4 separate regions of the Homo sapiens genome follow, and regions 1, 3 and 4 are each linked to region 2. The links are chromatin contacts, found by Hi-C or POLR2A ChIA-PET in ENCODE. All regions are on one chromosome and are shown on one strand. Each heading gives the region's core, a stretch centred on a gene start or an enhancer-like site at or near the end of the contact. The rest is flanking DNA. Distances are from core to core; before and after follow the strand shown.

Region 1 (2,789 bases), core at 246-2,745, 210 kb before region 2:
TAAAACTGATTTAGCGTCAGGGGCCCTTTCAATATAGTGCTTCAAGCAACCACAACCAGTCAACTACAGTAGGCTTCCAAGGTAAAACTTATTTGTCATCCTTGTCTAGGTCCTACTGACCTACTTATAAACTTCTCTGTAACTTACATAGATACATAGTTTCAGGTCATATGATTGGATTTCTTTTTGTTATTGTTAAGCTTTGATATTTTTATTATTTGCTCTTGTTTTTCTGATAACCAAAGTAATACTTTGCATTGCTATAAAGATATACCTGAGACTGGGTAGTCTATAAAGAAGAGAGGTTTTATTGGCTCACAGTTCCGTAGGCTTTACAGAAAGCATAGTGCTGGCATCTGCTTAGCTCCTGGGGAGGCCTCAGGAATCTTACAGTCATGGTGGAAGGTGAAGGCAGAGCAGGCATGTAGCGTGGTGAAAGAGAGAGAGAGAAAAAACAATGACTAAATCTGGAAATAAGTCACTATTGTGAAGACAGCACCAAGCCATGAGGGATCTGTCCCCATGATCCAAACACCTCCCACCAGGCCCCACCTCCAGCACTGGGGATTACAATTCAGCATGAGTTTTGGGCAGGCACACATATCTAAACTATATTAACATTCTTATTGTGAAAATTTTAAACATTACTGAAATGTATAACTTACCTATTAAAAGGTTCTCATAAGCCCACCCTTTGAAGGTAACAGAAAAGTTTCATGTATCTTAAAATTCAACAAATGTTTTAGTACCCACTCTGTGCCAGGCAAATAGCCTACCCTCATGGAGCTTACATTTTAATAGGGAGACAGTCAATAAAGCAAACGAACATGCAAATAGATAATGGACTGTCAGTTGGTGACAAATGCCATAGAGTAGGCTAAGATGCTATTTTAGAAGGGCTTGGAAAGTCTTCTGCATAGGGTAATATTGGAGCAGAGACTAAATGGTGGAGGAGAGGAATATGGGACTGTTCAGAGGAAGAATATCCCTGGTGAGGGAACTTCAAGTATAAACACACTGAGGCAGGAGCATGCCAGATACAAGGATGACAAGAAGGGCAGTGTAACTGGAGCGCAATGAGCAGGGCAGAGAGTGGTAGATACATGTTTATATATCTGCATCTCTAGAGTTCAGGGAGCAGGTTGGGGTGGAAGATAGAAATTTGGGTGTCATCAGATTATATATGTTGTTTAAAGCCATATTTAATAGACAGTTTATTCTGAGACCGAGTATTGATAGAGGAGGGGAGGCCTGAGAACTGAGCCCTGGGGTTGGTCAGGAGGCAGGTGCAACCAAGAAGAGTAAAGTGGAATGACCAGCGAGGTGGGAAGAAAGATACAACCATATGTTGTTTTAGAAGCCTTGTAAAGAAACCTGTTAAACAGGAAGGACTAATCAACTCTGCTAAATGCTGCTGGGACTAAGAAGAGTGATGAGAATGAAAGCCTGATCAGACAGAGTAGCTTCGAGAGAGAATGGGAGGGGAGGAAATGGAGATAGCAACTAAGTCAACTCCTTTTCAAAGCCTTTTGCTGTAAAGGGGAGCAGTGTGATTGCCTGGCAGCACAGAGGGCCCACTTTGAGGTTTGTGGTCATGAATTTAAAGTGCAAACAACCAGAATAGTTGTGTTTTTCTTCAGTCTTGTTCAGCTACTTGGTAAGAGGTATGGAATAGACAGAGAGTTAGATTTAACAGGTTTGGGGTTTTGTCAGGTGAGTACTGACAGTGAGAAAGGGGCAAGGCAGGGATTAGAGTGGTGAGAAATTAAGATATAAAGGTAATTGATGCATGCTTTAAAAAAAAGTGTTAGGTTCAGTGGTCTAATCCACTTAGTGGCCTAAGATAGGGTCAATCTAATCCACTGAGCCTATCTTCCCTGTTTGGGAAGAAGTATTAAGAATGGAGGTATTAGGGGAATTGATCCAGAAATAGAAAGGGTTGTTCAGATTATGAGATGCTTGGAATTGAGATCTTAAGGCTTAAGGTGTGATTATAGGGGCAGAAGATAAGCTTAGCATATAGAGACCTGATGATGGGTGGATTGCCCACATGGATAATTTAAATCAAGAATAATGAAAAGAGTAGAGGTGGAAAGATAATAAGCCCATTACCAAATTTTTCAGTGACTGAAGGGGGGCAATCAGGAATTGTAACCCTGGTAATCAAGATGGGTAGAGGGTGTAATGATCTAATGGCACGGGCCTTAAGGAAACTGTGCTGTAGGGAAGAAGTAGTAGGAACTGTGATAAATAGTGGTAGTGACAAGCAAGAAGGACATCTGCCTCACCACAAGCCCCAACAGTACTGGAGTGTAGGAGAGAAAACGGCGCTTCTTAATAGTGCTCTAGGGAAGACAGTGCCCTCCATTGGTCAGTTTTCAGGTAGAGCATGAACATGCTATGTGGCTATTTAGAGAAGAGGCTGAGGATTTAATGAAATTGCATATTTAAAAGTAGTTTTTTTAATTATGGGAATAATTATGTTGACAAAGAAACTTGGTAAAATATAGAAAAAGATAAGGAAAAATTACCATAAGAGACCCATGTTAATATTTTTGTGGGTTTTCTTTTGGATTTTTTCTTTTATTCTGAGATTATTTTATTTTATTTTTCATAATATTTTTGTTTGTATTATGCATATGACATATTCTTTGTAAGAAAATTTTTAATAGTTTTCTGATTATAAAATATGATCATGGTAGAAAATTTTGAAAATAGTGGAAAGCATATGAAGTAAAGAAAAACTAGGATCACAACACGCAGAGGTCACATAACCACTGTTAGCAGTA
Region 2 (2,730 bases), core at 67-2,566:
GGAAATGTAAAATGGTGCTGCCATTGTGGAATGCAAAATGGCGATTCATCAAAAAATTTAACATGGAATTCTCATACTATTCAGCGATTCCACTTGTATGTCTATACACAAAAAAATTAAAAGTAAAGACTGAACAGATATTTGTACACCAATGTTTATAAGAGTATCATTCACAATAGCCAAAAATGGAAATGACCCAAAGAACAATCAATGGATAAATGAATCAGCAAAATGTGGTATATACATACATACAATGCAATATTTTTGGCTTTCAAAAAATTAAAATTCTGATACCTACTACAACATGGATGAACCTTGAGGACATTATGCTAAGTGAAATAAGCCAGACACAAAGGACAAATGTGATTCCTCTTATCTGAGGTACCTGGAATAGTCAAATTCATAGAAACAGAAAGTAGAATAGTGGCTTCCAGGAGGTGTGGGGAAGGGATAACAAGGAGCTATTTTTTACTGAATACAAAGTTTCTATTTGGGATGATAACAAAGGTTTTGGAGATGAATACTGGTGATATTTGCACAACGACATGAATGTATGTAACGCTGTTGAATTGTACACATAAAAATGGTTAAAATGGTAAATTTTATGTACCTTTTCCTACAATTAAAAACATTAAAAAAAAATCGAATTTTTCAAAACTTTCATTTCTTTAGTGTTCTGGAAGAATTTACTCTGTCCTAAATGATACAAGGGAATGGGAACTAACTGAAGCACGTGATCTCTTGGCAAAATCAGAGATGTCAACGGGCAATTTGAAGCCTCTGGGTGAAAAGAAATAGAGAGCATCTGTAGATGTGAGGGTGATCTGCTGCAAAACCTGTCCCTCTAGTGATTGCAGAAATTCCTTCCTTCCTTGTCTGTTTGCATCTCCCCAGATGTATGGCAGTGGAGTGTGAGTTTCTCAGCTTGAACTGGACTCTTCATACTTCTGTTAATGGAAACATAAATACAGTGCACCCAATAACAAAATAGAACTATTCCTAGAAAAAAAAAATGTTTAAAATACATACATTCATAGAGTAATTATAAAGCAATCCAAACGCTGAATAACAGACAAAAGCAACTCAAGATCAGAACAAAGCTTTTGGGACCTCTAACAGGGAAATATGTGTATGATTGTTAAGCTCCAAAGTAAATAAAGCATGAAAACCCAAAACTGCTTATCTGTGTGGTTTTCATAGTGTCAATATATATGCAGAGTTGGTCTGACTGCACTGAAAGCCATTAAAGGTCATGGAAGTAAAAACAAAAGTCAGACTGTCTGTGTGAAACTTTGGCAAGCAAATGCCAACTTTCTTCAACATTTTCTCAGTTCTGAAGAAGTGAGCGAGAGGTGGCAGTAATGGTCTTTCTCTCTCTCTCTCTGTCTCCCCCTCCCTCCCTCTCTCTCTCAATTGTAAATTAAACCATTATTTTCTTTGTGCCCCCACAAATAGAATTCAATATTACAGTGAAATTTGCCAATGAAAGAGATGACCTGTTCCTTTTAATATCTGTTTATTTTCATGCATATTGCACCAAAGTTAAAATGAGAACTTTGTCCTTTTAAATTGACCTGCTTTGGGGAAAAAATAGGCACTCTCTTAGAAATGGCCTCCTCCTCGTCAAATTAAAATTGCTTCAGATCAGCGAAGACCACAAGAATACTCACTGTAGCCACATAGAATCAGGATGCCAGAAATAGCAAATCACACATTTTTCTTTAGTTGTGCAAGACAGCTTTTTAGTACAGATCAGGAAGCTGCTGAAATGTTAGGTTGATATGGGTGACAAATTATATTGGTTGAAAAAGTAGCTACACTCAGTGGGATGAATTTGCCTAGGTATTTACATTTACTCAGCAACTGGGTACTGAGGATAGCGTTTTGTTTTGTTTTGCAGAGGGGTGGAAAAGTATGGAAATGAAGCAGTATGTTAATTCTACAAGCATTTAAGGAATGATTACTGTATGTGGGACACTATGCTAGGTACAGTTGTGAGTTACTTAAAGCTCACAAGTGTTGAGTAATTTCCCCCAAGGTCTCATTGCTAATAAATAACAGAACATAGGCGTTTGTAATTCTAAAGTCCATGTTTTTAACCTCTATTCTATGTTAGTGCTCAATTACATTTGTTAAAAGGGCAAGGTTCTGCATTATATGTTCCTCTATCTGGACTCCCCCCATAACACCTGGATCAGTCTTCCCCAATACAGTTTCCCTTTCCTCAGTCCTCTTCTACGAACCAAGACATTCAACAGGTCTTACTCATTGACCCTAAGTTCCATATACCTGTGTTGCTGCTACTACAACTACTATTGCTACAGTTAATAGCACTAGTTCTATTACAATGTTACTGTTACTAACAATGAGAATTGATAAAATTCATTGAGTACTTACTGTATGGATGGAACTCTGAAAAGAATTTTGCACTTGATCTTAGCCAAAAGCCCAAGAAGTGATTGCTAAGGATTTTGTAAGCCTTATTTCATGTAACACTTTCAGTAGTAGTTGGAGATGCATGCGCTGGAAATAGACTTTTCTGGGGTTAGGTGCTAGCCTCTTTATTCATTAGCTGTGTGGCCATGGGCAAGTTGTTTAACTTTCTGGACTTTTGATTTCCTCACTTGTAAAAATGAAAATAATAAAAATATCTAAGAGAAGTTTGGAGAAAAATACATAATGTAATTTAAAGAAATGGCTAGCATACCTGATAAATATTAGCTATAAGTT
Region 3 (2,994 bases), core at 70-2,569, 150 kb after region 2:
GCTGACACCTTGATCTTGGACTTCCAGCTTCCAGAGCTGCAAGAAATAAATTTCTGTTGTTTAAACCACTCAATCTGTCATCTTTTGTTATGGCAGCCCTAGCAAACTAATATAGTAGACCATTTTGGAACACCTTTAAACATGTTAGAAATACTCATTTCTAACTAGAAAATATTAGTCACATAACAATTAGTTACATAACTTCCATACTGTCTCAGTAATAATAATATTAAAGATGACTCACACCTACTGAGCCTTCACCGTGTGCCAGACACCATGTAAATGTCCTACTTCATTTAATCCTCATAAAATGCCTCCAAATAAACAAATAGGGAAGAAGAAATAGCTCTTCCTTACAGTAGAATTTCAGTTGATACATGTAGAAGGAATCAGAAAAATAGAAGATTAATATTTGGCAAATGCCATAGTAGTAATTGCTGTAGGCAAGCCCCATGGATGGATACTATAATTAGTTGGTGAAAGTATGAGAAATAGAATATTTGTATAGTCTCAAAGTATCTCCCTAAAAGATATTTACTAATTACAAAGGGAAAAAATAGTAAGCTTAACAGTGGAGAAACCCAACATACATCACTTTAACCAAGTGGTCAAGAATAACCTCATCAATAATAGGACATACCAAGATCATGTACCTCCAGATATGATGCACTGAGAAGGGCACAATATCCTATTTGTGCCATTCTTGCCAAAAATGCATAACTTCAATCTATTCATGAGAAAACCTGGGGGACATTTTGAAAATAACTGTCCTGGATTTTCCAAAACTATCACTGATTGAAGAAGATGAAGAAGATATAATAGCTAAATGCAATATGAGATCCTGGATTGGATCAAAAAAAAGAAATCTGTGGGAAAACTGGTGAAATTCAAACAAGGTCTGTAGATTTGGTTAATATTGTTGTATCAATGTCTATTTCCTGGTTTTGATAATTGCATTACATTTATGTAAGATACTAATATTTCAATAAACTGGGTGAAGTGTATATAGAAACTACAATTTTTGCAACTTTACTGTAAGTCTAAAGTTATTTCAAAGTAGAATTTCTTAAAAAAACCTTCATGTTCTAATGAGTGTACAGTTTCCGTTATGCAAGATGAATAAGTTTTAGAGATCTGCTGTGCAACATTAATGTATTGTGCACTTATGAATTTGTCAAGAGGGCAGATCTCATGGTAAGTACTCTTACCACAGTAAAAAACAAACAAATAAAAATCCCTTTTAACTAGGTGCTATTAATATTTTCTCAAGTAAGTTGGCTTACTCAGGGTGAGACAACTTGTTAAGGGTGGAGCAAAGCTATGTACTCAGGCTGTCTGACTCTAGAGCTTATCCTGTACCCTATGATATATCCTCTTAGTACTTTTAGGAGACAGTGGAATTGTTAGCTTAGTTTTAATTTTTCATAGACTTGTATTCCTTTAGTCCTATGTTATAAAAAGCTTTTTCTAAATCATCCTGCCTCCCTTTAGTCCATGTGGAGGAGATTCTGGCAGAGTTGTTGAGTCAGAAGAAATACAAGCATGAGTAGGACACTGTACTGGAAACCATTGCCCACACAAAGAAGTAGCCGACTTCTCTGCTCTCCTCAGGAACTTACAAAGAGCTGAGACAGACAAAAGACAACTAACAATACAGAGCAGAAAACAAGCACCAACAAAGTAGTAGAGGCTCTGTGTGCCATGGGATGTTAGAGGAGAGAGGCCTGGTATAAGCTTCCTGATGGAAGGAGGAGGTGACATTTGACCTGAGCCTTCAGGAATGAGAAAGATTGCCAAAAAAAAAAAAAAAAAAAAAACAAGAAAAAGAAAAAGAAAAAAGGAAAACCATGGGGAAGAACATTGTAGATAGATAGAGAAATTGCAGCCATCGGAGGTCTGTTGCCTTGCCACCTGTTGCCCCTCATGTGCAGCAAGTCAATAGATCGAGACATGGGGTTGCAGCAGAGAATGAGGTTTAATAACAGGACCACCAAATGAGGACATTGGAAGGAACCTCAAATCCACCTCCTAAAGGAATTTGTGGCTAGGGGTTATAGAGGTTTGGGAGTAGGCTGAAATTTGGAGATCATTGATTGATCAAAGAGTGGAGGGTGAAGTCAGGGCAAGGAGATGAAGAAGCTGTATTTTCATGCCAATTCCATTCCTCCTCAGTGGGGGTCTTCAAACTGGTTAGCATCAGCTATTTTGCTGGAATTTGGGATCTGAAAAACATCTTAAACGGTTCCTAAACAAAAGCCTTATGATTCTAATGTCAGAGATCCTGTCTACAGGAGCAGTGGAGATGCAAATCAATTCTTAAAGTCTTATGATCCTAATGCCAGAAATACTATCTAGGCTGGGCTGAGAGACTGAGGCAGGAGGATCGCCGGAACCCAGAAGTTTGAGACCAGCCTGGGCAACGTGGCAAGACCTTAATTCTACAATTAAAAAAAAAAAATTAGATGAGCATGGTGGCATGCACCTGTAGTCCCAGTTACCCTGGAGGCTAAGGTGGGAGGGATCACTTGAGCCCAGGAGGTCAAGGCTGCAGCAAGCTGCGATTGTGTCACTGCATTCCAGCCTGGGTGACAGAGTAAGACCCTGTCTCAAAAAAATAAATTAATAAATTAATAATAATAATAAAAAAAGAAATCCTATCTATAGGAACGATGGGGATGCCAATGATCAATATCTAGTGCTACGTTATTTTCAGCAACAAGAAAGTGGATCAAATTACAGCTTGATTAATATTTCATTACATCTATATTTCTGTTCAGAACCCAGCATGCAATTCTTGTCGACTCTGTGAGGACAGTTCCAAAATGACTTAGGGAAAAATAAATGGAGGGCCGAGCATGGTGGCTCATGCCTGTAATCCCAGCACTTTGGGAGGCCGAGGTAGGTGGATGATCTGAGGTCAGGAGTTTGAGACCAGCCTGGCCAAGATGGCGAAACCCTGTCTCTACTAAAAGTACAAAAATTAGCTGGGGGTGG
Region 4 (2,734 bases), core at 47-2,546, 250 kb after region 2:
ATTCTGCCAGATACCCTAAATCATCCCTCTCAAGTTCAAAGTTCCACAAATCTGTAGGACGGGGCAAAATGCTGCCAGTCTTTTTGCTAAAACATAACAAGAGTCACCTTTACTCCAGTTCCCAACAAGTTTCTCATCTCCATCTGAGACCACCTCAGGCTGGATTTCATTGTCCATATCATTATCAGCATTTTGGTCAAAGCCATTCAACAACTCTCTAGGGAGTTCCAAACTTTCCCACATTTTCCTGTCTTCTTCTGACCCCTCCAACCTGTTCCAACCCCTGCCTGTTACCCAGTTCCAAAGCCACTTCCACATTTTTGGATATCTTTTCAGCAGTGCCCCACTCTACTGGTACCAATTTACTGTATTAGTTCATTTTCATGCTGCTGATAAAGACATACCTGAGACTAGACAATTTACAAAGGAAACAGGTTTAATGGAAAACTCACAGTTCCACATGGCTGGAGAAGCCTCACAATCATGGTGGAAGGCAAGGAGGAGCAAGACACATCTTACATAGATGGCGGCAGGCAAAGACAGAAAGGAGGGAGCTTGTGTAGAGAAATTCCTGTTTATAAAACCATCAGATCTTGTGAGACCCATTTCCTATCATGAGAACAGCATGGGAAAGACCTGCCTCCATGATTCAATTACCTCCCACTGGGTCCCTCCCACAATACATGGGAATTCAAGATGAGATTTGGGTGGGGACACAGCCAAACCATATCAACAACAAACAACATTACTACAGAGTCCAACAATGATAGACTGAGTCTGCAGATGTCAAGTTCAAGAGTTCTCAAAAGAAGCTGGGGTGAAACAGAATAATTGGATACCCCATTTAGGGCCAAGGGCACTCACCAGAGCGAATGTCTCTGGGGCCTGCTCTGAGAAACATGAGAACTAGGTAAGTTTTTACCCACCCACATTATGATTAGAGAGGGATGGATCCAAATGTATAAATCTGAATGTCAGGTGAAGGGTGGTAGAGAATAAATGACAAGGTTAGAATCCAGGAGGGTGGGAACAGGTTAGAGTCTGTGGTGAGAGATGAGTTAGTGGGATTGGTCGAGCACCCTGGATAAAATTCATGAAGGTTTTGGAGGCCTGTTTCCCATGGTGTTGGCAATGTGGGTCAGGCCTGAAAATGTCAAGATCACATTAGGTTAGAGCATTGGTTCTCATACTTTCATATGCATTAGAATCACCTCAGGGCTTGTTAAACTAAATTGTTGGGCCCCAGTCCCAGGGTTTCTGCTTCAGTAGATCTGGGGTAGGGTTTGAAAATTTGCATTTCTAACAAAGTTTCCAGGTGCTGCTAGTCTGGGGACCTCACTTTGAGAACCACTGGATTAGAGAAACAGCTTGCCAAGGGCTGTTAAACTGGTGTTTTTCAATGTATGGTGTGAGGGCCACCTGCTAAGAATCACTGGTGGAGGCTGTTCAAGATGCTAATCTTCTAAGCTCTATCCCCAGAGGTTTGTGTTAGGGGCCTTGGAGAAGAACCTGCAAATCTACTTTTTTTTTAAAACAAGTTCTCAAGATGATTCTTATGTTGCTATGGTTTGTGAACCACTCTAAGTCATGTGAAGCTCATTTAAACCATCACTTATCTCTGTGTGCTTTGTGTAGTAAGCAGGCTACTGCAGTGACTCATCACCTTTTGTGGCTGCCACAGTGGCATAGAATCAAGCACTGGGGTTTTGGGAGATTGACAGAGAGGGGTTCAGATCCTGTGTGTGCCACATTCTATTTGGGGGATCTTGGACAAAGAGATTTAATCATTCTGGGCTTCAAGTTCATAATCTGAAAGATGGAATAATGAGACAAGTGTTATGTAATAGTCACCTAACATCATGTCTGATTTTTCTTTTTTAATTTACAAAGGGAAGAGGTTTAATTGACTCACAGTTCCACGTGGCTGAGGAGGCCTCACAATCATGGCAGAAGGCAAAGGAGGAGCAAAGTCACGTCTTACCTGGCAGCAGGCAAGAGGATGTCTGATTCTTAGTAAGCCCTCAATAAGCAGTAGCTCCTCTATGATTTCTTCATATTCTTATTTCCAGCAGTATGATATGTATGATATGCCAGTTGACCCACTGAACAGGCATCTTGCCAGAGGCAGTTTCATATGCTGCTTGACTTGAATCAAGAGAAGGCATCAGAGGAACACTATCACAGAAAAAGATTAAAAAGAACTTTGGGACTTAAAAGGCAGAAGGAGAAAAACTATTCTCTGGATAGTGCTGGTGAAAAGTGAGCAGACAGTGAGATATCATTGGAGCTTGTCTTCTGCATGTTTGGTTGTAACTCCTGTCTTCATTCATAATGCCTCACATCTCCTCCTGACACATGGCCGGGACTCTGTTTGTGATGAATGTTTGTACACATGGAGGAGGGAGGTACATATGCTGTACATGCTTAGAGGTAGATACTTACAGGGAGCAGAAGAAGTGTGGGTGGTCAGCCAAAATGAGGAAAATACTTCTGAAACTTAAAACAGACCATGAAATCAAATAAAGCCTGGAAATATTGTAAGTGTGGTCCCCAAATTTAGCACCACTGTGTTGACTTATTTTACTGCTCTGCGTCTATCTGGTCACACACATAAACAGGATAACTTTTTTTTTCTGAGTCTCTGCAGCACAAGGCCAAGTAGATGGACTGTGGTAAAGAGAGTAAGTGAATGTTTTGGAATTATCTATTCAATTGAACTTTCTCAAATGATCCA

What was found. Hi-C counts contacts between places; a loop is a spot of excess contacts on that map. ChIA-PET counts read pairs that join two places held with the same protein, here RNA polymerase II (POLR2A). Pooled maps may share reads with other maps.
Region 1: a loop to region 2 is called in a map of CD8-positive, alpha-beta T cell, with 2.6 times the contacts of the local background. The contact joins two enhancer-like sites. A Hi-C loop is called at or near these places in 25 of 168 maps with a recorded cell type or tissue (B cell, CD4-positive, alpha-beta T cell, CD4-positive, alpha-beta memory T cell and 15 more), 35 of 37 single-sample maps with no recorded cell type and 27 of 50 pooled maps. POLR2A ChIA-PET finds 5 or more read pairs at or near these places in 9 of 52 experiments (CD4-positive, alpha-beta T cell, CD4-positive, alpha-beta memory T cell, OCI-LY7 and 6 more).
Region 3: a loop to region 2 is called in a map of CD8-positive, alpha-beta T cell, with 12 times the contacts of the local background. The contact joins two enhancer-like sites. A Hi-C loop is called at or near these places in 52 of 168 maps with a recorded cell type or tissue (B cell, CD4-positive, alpha-beta T cell, CD4-positive, alpha-beta memory T cell and 31 more), 37 of 37 single-sample maps with no recorded cell type and 37 of 50 pooled maps. POLR2A ChIA-PET finds 5 or more read pairs at or near these places in 17 of 52 experiments (B cell, CD4-positive, alpha-beta T cell, CD4-positive, alpha-beta memory T cell and 12 more).
Region 4: a loop to region 2 is called in a pooled map, with 2.5 times the contacts of the local background. The contact joins two enhancer-like sites. A Hi-C loop is called at or near these places in 7 of 50 pooled maps. POLR2A ChIA-PET finds 5 or more read pairs at or near these places in 3 of 52 experiments (T-cell, activated T-cell and naive thymus-derived CD4-positive, alpha-beta T cell).

The regions. Positions count from the first base shown.
Region 1 is chr1:100,926,001-100,928,789 of GRCh38, forward strand. All of the region lies in intron 8 of SLC30A7 (solute carrier family 30 member 7), which reads left to right. Among named protein-coding and RNA genes, the nearest start is that of SLC30A7, 31 kb to the left of the region's middle. Within about 2 kb of position 1,496, at least 4 of the 41 ENCODE cell types and tissues checked have a DNase peak (open chromatin) inside an H3K27ac peak, as active enhancers do; they include CD8-positive, alpha-beta T cell and natural killer cell, where a contact is called at or near this core.
Region 2 is chr1:101,135,660-101,138,389 of GRCh38, forward strand. No RefSeq gene overlaps it. Among named protein-coding and RNA genes, the nearest start is that of S1PR1-DT, 100 kb to the right of the region's middle. Within about 2 kb of position 1,317, at least 3 of the 41 ENCODE cell types and tissues checked have a DNase peak (open chromatin) inside an H3K27ac peak, as active enhancers do; they include CD8-positive, alpha-beta T cell and natural killer cell, where a contact is called at or near this core.
Region 3 is chr1:101,284,821-101,287,814 of GRCh38, forward strand. No RefSeq gene overlaps it. Among named protein-coding and RNA genes, the nearest start is that of LINC01307, 38 kb to the right of the region's middle. Within about 2 kb of position 1,320, at least 2 of the 41 ENCODE cell types and tissues checked have a DNase peak (open chromatin) inside an H3K27ac peak, as active enhancers do; they include CD8-positive, alpha-beta T cell and natural killer cell, where a contact is called at or near this core.
Region 4 is chr1:101,387,780-101,390,513 of GRCh38, forward strand. No RefSeq gene overlaps it. Among named protein-coding and RNA genes, the nearest start is that of LINC01307, 65 kb to the left of the region's middle. Within about 2 kb of position 1,297, at least 3 of the 41 ENCODE cell types and tissues checked have a DNase peak (open chromatin) inside an H3K27ac peak, as active enhancers do.